2 separate regions of the Mus musculus genome follow, and region 2 is linked to region 1. The links are chromatin contacts, found by POLR2A ChIA-PET in ENCODE. All regions are on one chromosome and are shown on one strand. Each heading gives the region's core, a stretch centred on a gene start or an enhancer-like site at or near the end of the contact. The rest is flanking DNA. Distances are from core to core; before and after follow the strand shown.

Region 1 (6,299 bases), core at 574-3,073:
TGGCAACCTGAATCTGATCACCAGAAATCACATGATGCAAGGAGAGAGTCCACTCCCAAAACTTGTCCTCTGACCTCTACACATCCATCGTGGCACCTGACATCTTTACATCATCATCATGTGCGGTATGTATAGTTTATATGCACATGTGTGTACATGAATGTACACAAAGGCCAGAGGAAGAAGCCAGTTCTATTTCTCTTTGCCTTATTTCTTTGAAACAGAGCCTCTCACTGAAACTAAAGCCAGACGGACTGAAGGCTAGCAAGTACCAGTGATCTCTTATCTCCAACCCCCACAAGTGCAGTCATGCCTCACTTTTATGTGGGTGCTAGGATCCAAATTCATCACATCTGCATCCCTTTGTTCTAAGCACTCATCCCTTGAGTCATCTTTCCATTCCCACTCAGTATTTTAACATGTTTCTGATTATTCCAACTGTGTGTCATTCTGGAAAAGGCAAAATCCTGGATATAATGAAAAGAACAGTGGTAACCAGGGGGTGTTATAGGTAGAAGTAAGGGGAAACAAGTGGGACATGAGGTCAGGGAAAGTAATCTGTAGGAATATATGTATTATATATGTTTTACTCATTTTATATAGATGTTTTAACATATATATAACATATTATATATGTATATATATTTTACATACTCTATCCTCCTGGATCCTATATGATATACATACATACTGCATGTAGGCTTCTGATATATCCTGTCCCTATCCTTGAGAACTGACAGGCTCCCTTCCTCCTTAAAACCTCTCTTCCAGCTAGATATGGTGACATATACCTGCAATCTCAGCATTTGGAAAGTGAAGGTAGGAGAATCAAGAGTTCAAGGCTAACCTCAGCTACATAGTGAATTTTTGAAGCCACCCTGGGCTACCTGAGACCCTGTCTCGAGAAGGGAGGGATGGAGGAAGGATTTGAAAGGAAAGAAAGAACCAGACAATTCCGGGAAGATGAAAAGGAAGGAGGAAAGGAGAAAGAAAGGAAGAGAAAGGTAAGCAGGGAGAGGAGAAAGAGAACATTTTTCTCCATTTCCTCTGATGCTTGGAGTGGTGCTGGCTTGTAATCCAAACACAGGAGGCAGAGGCAGGTGAATCACAAGTTCAAGGTTAACCTGAGCTACGTAGGGAGAGCCTGTTTCAACAAACAAACAAACAACTAAAAAGGCCTGTCTCTGGAATTTTGTTTGTTTTGTTTTTCGAAACAAGGATTCTCTGTGTTGCTCTGGCGGCCCTGGAACTCGCTGATTTGGAACTCCACGATCTGCCTGCCTTTGCCTCCCCTCTTGCATGCCTGGGGTTAAAGGAGTGCACCAACCACCCCTGCCTGCCTACGGGATTCATTCTTGTCCTGGGGAGCCTGACAGGGTGAGGATGTGGAGGGTAAGCAACTCCATGGGAGCCATCTGCCGGAATGGAACCTGACAGTACGGCTCTGACCTCGAGAGACACGCTGACCTGGGACACTAACAACCTGGGACCGTGACAGCGAGAAACCTGACAGGAAATGGACGGGCTGGGAGGGAGCTGACAGGAGTGGACAGGCAGGGTAGAACCTGACAAGAAGCAACCGGGCAGGGCAGAAGAGACACGAATGAGTGAGTCTTGACTGGAAGGGACCTGACAGACCGAGGGCCGCGCGCACCGCGGAGAACCTTGGGGACGTCGGCGCGTGCGACCCCGCGCGAGTTTCCCCTCAGCTCAGGCACCAGCTCTCAGAACCGGAGCGCGGTCCCGCGCCGCCGGCCGGATGCCGAAACAGGCAGTCTGGGTCGCGGCTCACCGGATACTTCCGGGCCCGCTAGGTGACCCACGGGGTTCCACCTGACGCCGGTCACGCTCTAGGCCTTCCCACAGCCCGGTGGGCGAACCGCCTGGAGTCCCCGACCGTTAGCTCGAGCCCCGCCCCCTCCGCCCCCTACTGACCGCGCCCCCACTGACTCCGCCCCCAGCGCTTGTGGACTCCGCCCCTATGGCCGCGGGTCTCACGCACGTGTTCACGGTTAGGGGAGAGGCACTACCCATTCCTTGGACTGGAGAACTTTGTTAAGGACTCAGGTGGTGGAGGCCAAGTCGGCCGTAGGTACTGACCCAGAAAAGCCAATTTCGGGGTCACTCGAAGACAGGAGCGGCGACCACGCACCGCACAGGAGCTAGTGAAAGGGGGAAGTCGCTAAGGAAGCAGGCTAGGCATTTGCCGCAGTTCTCTGGTTGGGATCCTGACTAGGGTCTCAGGCTGTCCCCACTGAGCAACCCTCATAAATGTCTTATAATTGCACACGTCTCCGAGAAAGCACAAAGTTACCTTAAGTGAAATATTCTTAATTTAGAGCAGAAAGTGAACTGAAGGAAGACACGGATATAAAAACCGATAGGGTTGTGGAAGAGGAAATGGCCAGATGCTCTTATTAAAGGAGTTTCCCTGGTTTTACCACATACCATATATATCAGGAGGTACACATATAATATTATGTAAAATAATACTATTTGAAAATACCACAGTATTATATAAAATAGATAATACTATTTGGGGGCAGGGACGTTAAGACGGGGTCTTATGATGTCGTTCTGGCCGTCCTGGAACTCACTATGTAGACCAGGCTGACCTTGAACTCTCAGAGGCCTCTGCCTTGGAAGTTCTGTGATTAAAGACATGAGCCATTATGCTGAGCTTAAAATAGATAATACTAATTTTTTTGTTGCTTTTGTTTTTTTAAGACAGGGTTTTCAGGAGGAGGTGGTGGTACATGCCTTTGATCTCAGCACTTGGGAGGCAGAAGCCGGTGGATCTCTGAGTTCAAGGCTAGCCTGGTCTACAGAGTGAGTTCCAGGACAGCCAGGGCTACACAGAGAAACCCTGACTCAAAACAACAAAAAAGACAGGGTTTCTCTGTGTAACAGCCCTTGTTGTCCTAGAACTTACTTTGTAAACCAGGCTGGTCTAGAACTTCAGAGATTGAAGTAGGAGAATCATGTGTTTCAGGATCATGAGTAGCTCAGCTCATGAAGACCTAAAAAAAAAGAAAAAAGGCCAAGTTGGACTATCTAGAACCTGTCTCAAACAAACAAAATTACTACCATATAAAAATCTTACTCTGACTTTCATTAATGAAGTACTTATTGAAATAAGTAAGTTAAGGTCCTATCACTAAATCTATTAAATTTGTCAACATTTAGTATTATTTAATTTTTTTTTCGGTTTCTCTGACAAATATTAAGCAGCCATATGTTAACATATATTACAAAAGAAAACTGCATGTAAGCCAGGAGTGATAGCACATGCCCTCAATCCCAGTTTTAAGGAGGCAGACGCAAGCAGATCTCTGAGTTTGAGGCCAATCTGGTCTACATAGAGAGTTCCAGACCACCCAGGCTACACAGTGAGACCCTGTCGAAAACTAAATTCAAATTTAAAAACACCATTAGTGCCTGGAGAGATAGCTCAGCCGTTAAGAACACTTGTTACAGAGGGCCCAAGTTCAATTCCAGGCACCCATATGGTAGCTCACAGCCATCCATAACTCTAGTTCCAGAGAATCCAAAGTCCTCTTCTGACTTCTGCTGGCACCAGGCATGCAGTGTGCATACATGCATGTGGAGAAAGCATTTACACACACACACACACACACAAAAACAAGAGTACAAAAACACCATTAGAGTCGTTTCCTTCCATCATCAAAATTAATTTTTATTTTTCATTTAAAAAATTCTCGGCCGGGCATGGTGGCACACGCCTTTAATCCCAGCACTCGGGATGGCAGAGGCAGGCGGATTTCTGAGTTCGAGGCCAGCCTGGTCTACAAAGTGAGCTCCAGGACAGCCAGGGCTATACAGAGAAACCCTGTCTCAAAAAAACAAAAAAAAAAAAAATCTCAAACGATAATGGAAGGCAGAATGAATGAAGTACTTCTCACCACTTCAAACTTAATAATAGAAAAATAACTTTAAGCAGAGTTAGTCTCCTGGGCCAGTGAAATGCCTCAGTGGGTAGAAACATTTGCTGTGCAAGTGTAGTCGTCTGAGTTGAATCGCTGGAGCCCACACGGTAGAAGTTGAGAACTGACTCTCGCAAGTCAAGTAGTCCTCTGACCTTCACACACATGCTGTGCGCGGTGCTGTAATATGTACACACATATACCATACATACATACATACATACACATACATGTAAAAATTCTTCCTATATTTGTTCCAGTTTCTCTCTTTTATTATTTATTTATGTATTGTTTTGTTTTGATTTTGAACCAGGTTTTCATGTAGCCTAGCCTGGCTTCAACTCACTATGTAACCTAGAATGACCTTGAACCTCTGATCCTTCTTCCACCTACTGTCTTTTTTTTTTTTTTTTTTAACATTTTCTTTTTTTTCCTTTAATTTGCGTGCATGCGTGTGTGTGTGTGTGTGTGTGTGTGTGTGTGTGTGTGTGTGTGTCACAGATCAGGAGACAACTTGCAGGAACCATGTCTCTCCTTTTCCACTTGAGTCCCAGGGTTGGAACTCAAGTCATCAGGCTTGTCAGCAAGCACCTTTCCCCGTTGAGCCATTTTGCTGACCCACGTCTTTGTCTTTAAAGGGACATAAAATCTTGATTTTCCCCCCAGAGAATAAACTGGCATTTTAAGATGATTTTTTGAAAAATATTTTTAAAATGAAGAAATCTTTATACATTTTAAGGAGTCTCCATGAAGGAATAATATTTCAACTTTTTTCTTGTATCTTGTGGTAGTTTAGCAAATTAAATTTTGCTGAAAGCTACATGAGATTAAACCAGCAGAATTGGTTTCAGGAGGATGCCCCAGGCTTTTCTTAAAATACAACATTTCAAATACAAACCCAGAACCCTAGCATTGTTCACATTAGTAATAAAAACAGGGATATCTTTTTTGGACAAAGAATTGGCTTCCTATATTGGTTCAGAAATTCTGTGTAATTGGCTTGTTCTTAACACAAGAATTGACCTGTCAATACATTTTGGATGTACATGAACAAAAACCGCAACGAGGAGAGCCTGGAGCTTGCAGCTTGCGGTAGAGGTCAGGGGTGAGTGAGCATAGGGAGGGGTTGAAATAGCCTCCGTGCTGGCTGAAGGAATGGTAGGTGGCTCTGTCACCACCTCCCTAGAGCACAACAGCTGTCAAACCATCAGGGAGCTTGTCACCAAAGGGAGACGGGGAAATATAATGTACATGTGTGTGTACAGATGTGTAATAAACTTTACAACACTAATCAGTAGGAAAAAGTGAACAGTTATTTAATGAATTACAAGACAACCTTATAATTACAAAAATTTTTATATTGATTCCATATCTACAGGAGCTGCAATTATAATAGCTCAATTACTGGCTGGCATAATTACTTCACTCCTACTAGGGACTAGTCAACTCTTTTTTAAAGATATATTTATTTTATGTATGAGTGCTCACTCTTCACGTACAGCTGCAGGCCAGAAGAGGGCATCAGCTCATATTACAGATGGTTGTGAGCCACCATGTGGTTGCTGGGAATTGAACTCAGGATCTCTGGAAGAGCAGATGGTGCTCTTAACTGCTGAGCCATCTCTCCGGCCCTGGGACTGCTCAACTTTAATTTGATTGTATATGTGTTGGCACAGATAGTTTTTATAAAGCTTTACAAATCTTTGTCTGAGAAACGGGACAATATAACCTGTCAGGAAGCTTATAAGAACCAGATATGGAGATCAAGTTTAGGGGCAAATTGAAGCAATGTAAGAGCTAAAGAGGAGAGAATGAAAAGGATACTTGTGGACAATGGATTCAAGGCTGTCTTAAGAAGCCCTAAAAGGATGGGGCTGGAGAGATTGTGTGTGTGTGTGTGTGTGTGTGTGTGTGTGTGTGTGTGTGTGTGTATGTGTGTGTGTGTGTGTGTGTGTGTGTGTGTGTGTGTGTGTGTGTGTGTGTGTGTGTGTGTGGTGTGTGGTGTATGTGTGTGTGTGTGTAAAAGAGAACTTAGAGGCTAGATGTGTGAATAAAAGTGAATTTAGAGAGATAGCTCAGCAATTAATAGCACTTACCTGGAACTTAGTCCCAGGGTCTCCAATGCCGCCTTCTCCACAGGCACACACATGATGAACAGAAGCATGCAGGCAAAACACCTACACATAGAGAAGTAAATAAAGGTCCTGAAAAAGTGAATTCATTTAATTTTTTACATGGGTGTCTGTGGGTGTGCCTGTATGTGATCTGTGTATATGCAGACATCATGTCATGTGTGTGGACATCATGGGACAGATCCCCAAAGGGCAGGCAGCAAGTCTCAGCAGCAAGCAAGCA
Region 2 (6,337 bases), core at 1,432-3,931, 46 kb before region 1:
AGACTGTGGTCGTAACCCAGTGGATGAACACTGAACTAGGTGACAGGGTGCAGGGGGCAGGAAGAGCCGCACATACCTTCTGTGGTTGCACTGGGTCCACGATGGCGGCCTCCTGGGTGTCCTCATCAATGATCAGGTACATGTAGTTGTCAGTCAGGGCAGGCAGTAGTTCAACCTTCATTATGTCTTGCTGCACAGTCAGATTCTTCCTGAAGTCTGAGTGACACAGAGATAGTCCCAGCAGGGCCTGACCTGAAGAAACACACAGAAGGAACCTCAGACACCTCACCAAGATTTCAGAACGGCCAGACCCCTCATACCCGATGGCTCAACAGCTGGCTTTCTGAAGTTCCGGCGAGGGAATATCCTTTCACTACATCCTTCAGGAAAGCAGAGACCACGTAAGTCAGCCTCTCCCAGGTACAGAATTGTTATTTTGGGGTTTTTTGGGGGGGTACTTTTTAGGTTTGGGGCTTGATTGATTGATTTTTTTAGGTTTGTTTATTTATTTTTATGTATATAAGTACACTGTAGCTGTCTTCAGACACACCAGAAGAGTGCCCTTTATCCCATTACTGATGGTTGTGAGCCACCTTGTGGTTGCTGGGAATCGAACTCAGGACCTCTGGAAGAGCAGTCAGTGCTCTCAGCCGCTGAGCCATCTCTCCAGCCTGATTGGTTGATTTTTTTTTAATAGATCTTGCTCTGTATCCCTTTCTAGACCAAAATCACTGTGTAGTCCAGGCTGGCTTTCAAGTCAGGACTCCTTCTGTCTCCATCTCTTTCTTTCTTTTCTTTTTCTTTTTCTTTTTTTCTTTTTTTTTTTTTTTTTTTTTTTTTTTGGCAGGGGAAGGGACAGAACCCCAGGGGCTCCTACTCGCAACTCGAAAGATCTACACCTCACCCTAGACTTGAGAGCTTGGTATTTCTTCTTAAGAGTTCATACAGGCTGTGTTACCTGCCTGTGGTGTGACTCAGGCCTAAAGATGGCAGGACAAGGCACCAGAGCATGGCCGCTCACTCTCCAGTCATGGCGTCTGCACTAATGGACTTAAATCCTCTAAGCTTTCAGCCCTTCTCAGGCCTCCAGCCCAAGGAGAGAACAGTATTTTCTCAGCTATGGCCAGCATAATGGAAAACACACAGTGCAAGCTCCTGAAAAGAAGAAACTGCTGCTTGGGACTCAAGCATGAGGGGCAGAGAACTTATCACCGAAGGATTGTCTTGGAGTGGGCCAAGGAGGCAGCAAATGACCAAGGGACTCCACTGTACTTTTGTCTGAATTTGTGGTGCTGGGGCTTTAAGCATTCTAGGGAAGTGCTCTGTCACAACCCTGCTCCCCATTTCTCCTTTTTTGGCACAACAGCTGGGCACTTTCCAGACCCCTTCTCATGTTCAGCAAAATAAGCATTTCTATAAGATCAGGTTTCTGTAATATTTGAATTCCCCTAAGCCCTAGCACTATCCACGCCGATGGACAGCGGAGGGTGAGAAACAGGTGAATACGAGCCCTTTTATGTACTTCCTGGTAAAACACAACAAACCTGCATGGATAAAGATCATGTTATTACCAGTGCTCAACCCACTCTAGTCGGAAGAGAGCCTGACTGCTCTGAAGAAGATGCGATCACTCCTATGGAAGGAATTCATCGCTCCCAGCTCCTTAGTTTGCAACTAGGGACATTCTGTTTGAATTGAGGTCAAATCCACAGACACGTTTTATATTGCTCAAACGTCAAAAAACGTTTCAGAGTTGCCTCTTCTCACCAGGAGGGCTTCTGCGGCACCAAAAGCTGAGCGGCTGCTCAGTAGTTATTGTACCTAGCTCTTAAATCGCCTAGCTCTTAAACAGCCTTCAGCAGCGACACTAAGGGGTATCCCTTAAATGGAGACCCATACTTCTGTTCTCAACGAGCGGACTTCTTAATAAAGATGGTTCATAGACTTTCAATCACGATTGTTCCAAAGTTCCCGGCTAGCTGAATTCAGGCTGGCCAGCTCCGGGGCTTTGGCAACCCACTGTCGCCACATCAGACGTTAAGAGGAAAAGCCGACTTAAAAACTAAAGTCGCAACCCCAAAACTGGAGTCGGACTCTGGCCAGGAGGGAGCAGGTGCCAGCCCTCTGCCTCGATCCCGGGCCACGAACCCCTCCAGCGCCAGATGCCTATTCCAAGGCCCTCAACACGCCCGGCCCCGCTTCTCGCCCGCCCGGCGGCGCTCAGCACCTGCGCCTGGAAACAGCAAGGGCTCGCCCAACCGACGTCCGGCCTCCAGCACCCGGCCGCGCCGCGTCAGTACCTAGACACACTTACCCAGACCACGGCGCGCGCAGGTGGCTCCCAGCGCTGACAGGCTCCGGAGACACAGCGACCCGCGACCCAGCACCATGACCCACGGGGTGCACAGCCGGGTCGCGGAGTCCGCAACACCAGCGTCGTGGGCATCAACACTGGCGTTGGCGACTGCAACCAATCAGTGTCGTCCTCCTACTGCTCCCAACCAACCAACTCCTGCTCTTTACCAAAATGCCACGCCCTCAATCCATCAGTGACCGCCCATAGAGTTCACAGCCAACCAGTGCCTGTCTCGCACCGCCGCGCCGCCCCTAGCCAATCAGTAGTAGCTCCTGCCCCCCCCCCCCAAAATGTTCCCTAGCTGCCCTAGCAGCCTTGGCCTGTAGACTCGGTCTGCAAGTGGGTGTTGGAGGAGGCTGAGCGTGAGCCTCCTCGTCTCTCTGGGGCAGTCGCCTGCACGCAGAGACCTTTCGCTGACCTCAGCGTCCCGCTGCTGCGCAAGGAAGGGCGGGGCCGCTCCGACCTGGACAGCGTCCGAAGCCAGTCCTCTGGAGGCCGCCGTAGTCCGGGGGAGTCGGTGGTCACATGACCCAAAGCTGTACTATGGCTTCCACCAAACCGCTGTCTCGTTTCTGGGAGTGGGGCAAGAATATCGTCTGCGTGGGGAGGAACTATGCAGATCACGTCAAAGAGATGCGCAGCACCGTGCTGAGTGAGCCTGTGCTTTTCCTGAAGCCGTCCACCGCGTACGCTCCCGAGGGCTCACCGGTGTTAATGCCCGCTTACTGCCGCAACCTCCACCACGAGGTGGAGTTGGGAGTGCTTCTGGGCAAGCGTGGTGAAGCGATCCCGGAGGCTGCAGCCATGGACTACGTGGCCGGCTATGCCCTGTGCCTGGACATGACTGCCAGAGATGTGCAGGAGGAGTGCAAGAAGAAGGGGCTGCCGTGGACCCTGGCTAAGAGCTTTACGTCCTCCTGCCCGGTCAGTGCCTTCGTGCCCAAGGAGAAGATTCCTGACCCTCATGCCCTAAGACTGTGGCTCAAGGTCAACGGAGAGCTCAGGCAGGAGGGCAAAACATCATCTATGATCTTTTCCATCCCCTACATCATCAGCTATGTTTCTAAGATAATAACCTTGGAAGAAGGAGATCTTATCTTGACCGGGACTCCAAAGGGAGTTGGGCCAATTAAAGAAAACGATGAGATCGAGGCCGGCATAGATGGGGTGGTTAGTATGAGGTTCAAGGTGAAAAGATCAGAATACTGAGAGTAGAGTGCCAAAGGGGAAGGGAGACAGAAGCAAGGGAAATAAATGACACTAATAATGAAAATCTAAAAATTATGCTAGACATGTCAAAAAAGATGAATCCTTAAAAAATAACGTGATCTAAAAGACCTGGGACTGAAATAGAAACAGGAACAACGAAGCTAAAGGATATAGAATGCTTCCCAAGAGGGCAATGTTAAACTAAACTTTGAGAAGTTGTAGTTTTCTTTTCTAAAACTGAACTGAATAGACTTTTCAATAAATCATTCTGAAGTCTATACCTCCAGACTTAAAAGTGCAAAGGAAGTAACTCATTAATGCTGTTGGCCTTTAGGAAAGCTGTTTGTACAGAGCACTCCAGTTGATTTTTACTTGGGAAAGTCCTCCACCTCAAAGCCAGATAAGAATTTTGTTAAGTGAGCTCTTGCTGCAGCCCTGCCTTGTTTACTTTGGGTGTGGCTTCTGAGTTTGGAAGATAATTTTGAAATTGTTTTCCAAATAAAGACCATTTCTGTGTGACTGAAAAGAGCACTTTCTTTTCCCAGGGTGGGGAGCACTTCTTCCTCTGGGACTTAGGACCTTGGCCTTTGGTTTCCTGAGCACTGTGCCTCTTTAACTTATTAACCACATAAACCAATACTTCCACCTCAAAGACACAGGCCCTAGGGAACTGACAAGCCTGGAGATGCTGTGTGTGTTCATGCTTGCACCCCTCCCTGATAAAATGCCTGTCAGGATGCACAGCACAGTTGTCAGGGCCTAGTGGAGTCTTGTAGAATTAGATAGTGGCTTTTGCTGAGAGGGTACATAGGAGCCTGCTGGTCCCTTTAAGAAGGCATGTTACATCTTGTTAGTAGTTTATCATTACTGTAAGGCAATATGCCAACCATAGTTCATTCCATATTTCTGTGTATTCTGGGTTTCTTGTTTGTTTTTTTTGTTTGTTTTGCAAAGCTATACCACTGGCATTATTATTATTTCTGATGACAATGCAGACTTAGAAGATAGAACTGAAGTAGAGCCAAGTTGTAATGAAATTGTCACAAACTCAGAACCTGAAGTTTTAACTACAGCATAGGTAGTGTCATATAAGTAGATATATAAGAAAATTTAAGCATTTAGGTATTCTGTGAGCCCCATGCTTAATTATTTATTATGAGGTCCCATAGTGCTATTTGATAAATATGAAATATGATTTTTAAGAGTCTCACTATTGTAGCTCAGGTTGACCTTGAACTTCATAAACCACCTGACCTAAGTTTTCCATTTTTTTATCTTCTAGTAGTTTATTGAATTACTTAGCAATCAATGTTTATTATAGATGAGTGAGGAATATTAGGTGGGAAAGGAACAAAACACCTTATGGTTCATCTACTCAGAGACAGTCGAAGTTAAACATTTGATATAAATTCTTCCAAGTCTATATAAATATTGTTTTAAAATAATTTGCTTCCACATCCTTTTTTTAAGACAGGGTCTCACTATGTAGCTCAGGCTTGCCTGTAACTCATGATCCTCTCCCTATTTGCCTGACTGCTGCTGAAAGAATAGCTAAATACTACATCATACCATTTTCCTACCTGATGCTTATCCTAGCTATTGTGACTTCCACATCAGTCAGCGCCTCTGCAATATGATTTTCATTGATCATGAGTGAGTCCAGGTTAGCCCTCTGATTTTAGACATTAGGATTTGCTTGTGGAATCAACACGCTGTTAATTTCTAACTGCTGTGGCTGGGTTCCCAAAGTCAAAGGGTGTGTTCATATTGCAATGTACTGTTAGTCTAGCTAGCAAGTACAAGGTTGAGCTGAGATATCTACCAAGTTAACAGATGAATTAAGCAATCTGAGGGCACAAGCTAGTGCCCAGAATGCACAATGGCCATGGGGCCAATGTCCATCAAGCAGCAGAATGAGCTTTGGAACACACATCTGACATCAGCATTACACAAATCCTTGGATGCAGGAATCAAAACCAATCCAGTTCTCAATTCCTGCTAAAATAACAGTAACCCCAACACCAAGAAGATACATATCCCTTCTACTTATTTTAAACAAATATAGCCTATGAAAAAGCTAAAAGATACAGTCAATGAAGTCAAACTACCCTTCAGTAGATTCAATATCTGTAATTTTCAGATATGGAGAAATGGCCCAGAGGTTAAGAGCACTGTCTGCTCTTCCAGAAGATCCATGTTCAACCCCAGCAACCACGTGGCTCCTCACAACTGCCTAACTCCAAGGGAATCCAACACCCTGTGATCTCTGTGGGCACTGCATGAACATGGTGCACAGACATATTGGCAGACAAAACACCCATGAACATAAAATGAAAATTAAAAACAACAAATTGTTGGCCAGTCATAGTGGTGCACACCTTTAATCCCAGCACTCTGTAGTGTGGTCTATACACATTTCAGGACACCCAGTAATATATAGGCTCTTAAAAAAAAATATATATATATATATATATAAATAATTTGCTAATCACATATGAAAATAACTTCATAATGTTAGTCTAGCAAGAATATTTCTTCATACCTGTTAGATATTTGTTTTTGCTTTAATGTATTAGAGTGCATGCCTTTAATCTCAGCACTCAAGAGGCAGGAGCAGGTAAACCTCTGTGTGTTCAAGGCCAGTCTGGTCTACCAAGGGAGTTCCAGACCAACCAGAGCTACATAGTGACATCTTTTCTTAAATAAATTTTTCACTGGGTGTCTATAAAAAGTGAGGGAGTTTCAGATCAGCTAGAGCTACATAGTAAGACC

The links. ChIA-PET counts read pairs that join two places held with the same protein, here RNA polymerase II (POLR2A).
Region 2: POLR2A ChIA-PET joins it to region 1 with 14 read pairs in embryonic stem cell. The contact joins the promoter of Fahd1 here to the promoter of Meiob in region 1. POLR2A ChIA-PET finds 5 or more read pairs at or near these places in 3 of 5 experiments (Patski and embryonic stem cell).

Annotation. Positions count from the first base shown.
Region 1 is chr17:24,799,906-24,806,204 of GRCm38, reverse strand. Meiob (meiosis specific with OB domains) reads right to left here and starts at 1,823. Exons shown (of 14, transcript NM_029197.1): 1 at 1,793-1,823.
Region 2 is chr17:24,846,646-24,852,982 of GRCm38, reverse strand. Fahd1 (fumarylacetoacetate hydrolase domain containing 1) reads left to right here and starts at 2,681. Exons shown (of 1, transcript NM_023480.3): 1 at 2,681-4,087. The coding sequence starts at 2,882. The coding sequence ends at 3,565. Hagh (hydroxyacyl glutathione hydrolase) reads right to left here and starts at 2,493. Exons shown (of 9, transcript NM_024284.2): 1 at 2,315-2,493; 2 at 77-252. The coding sequence starts at 2,390.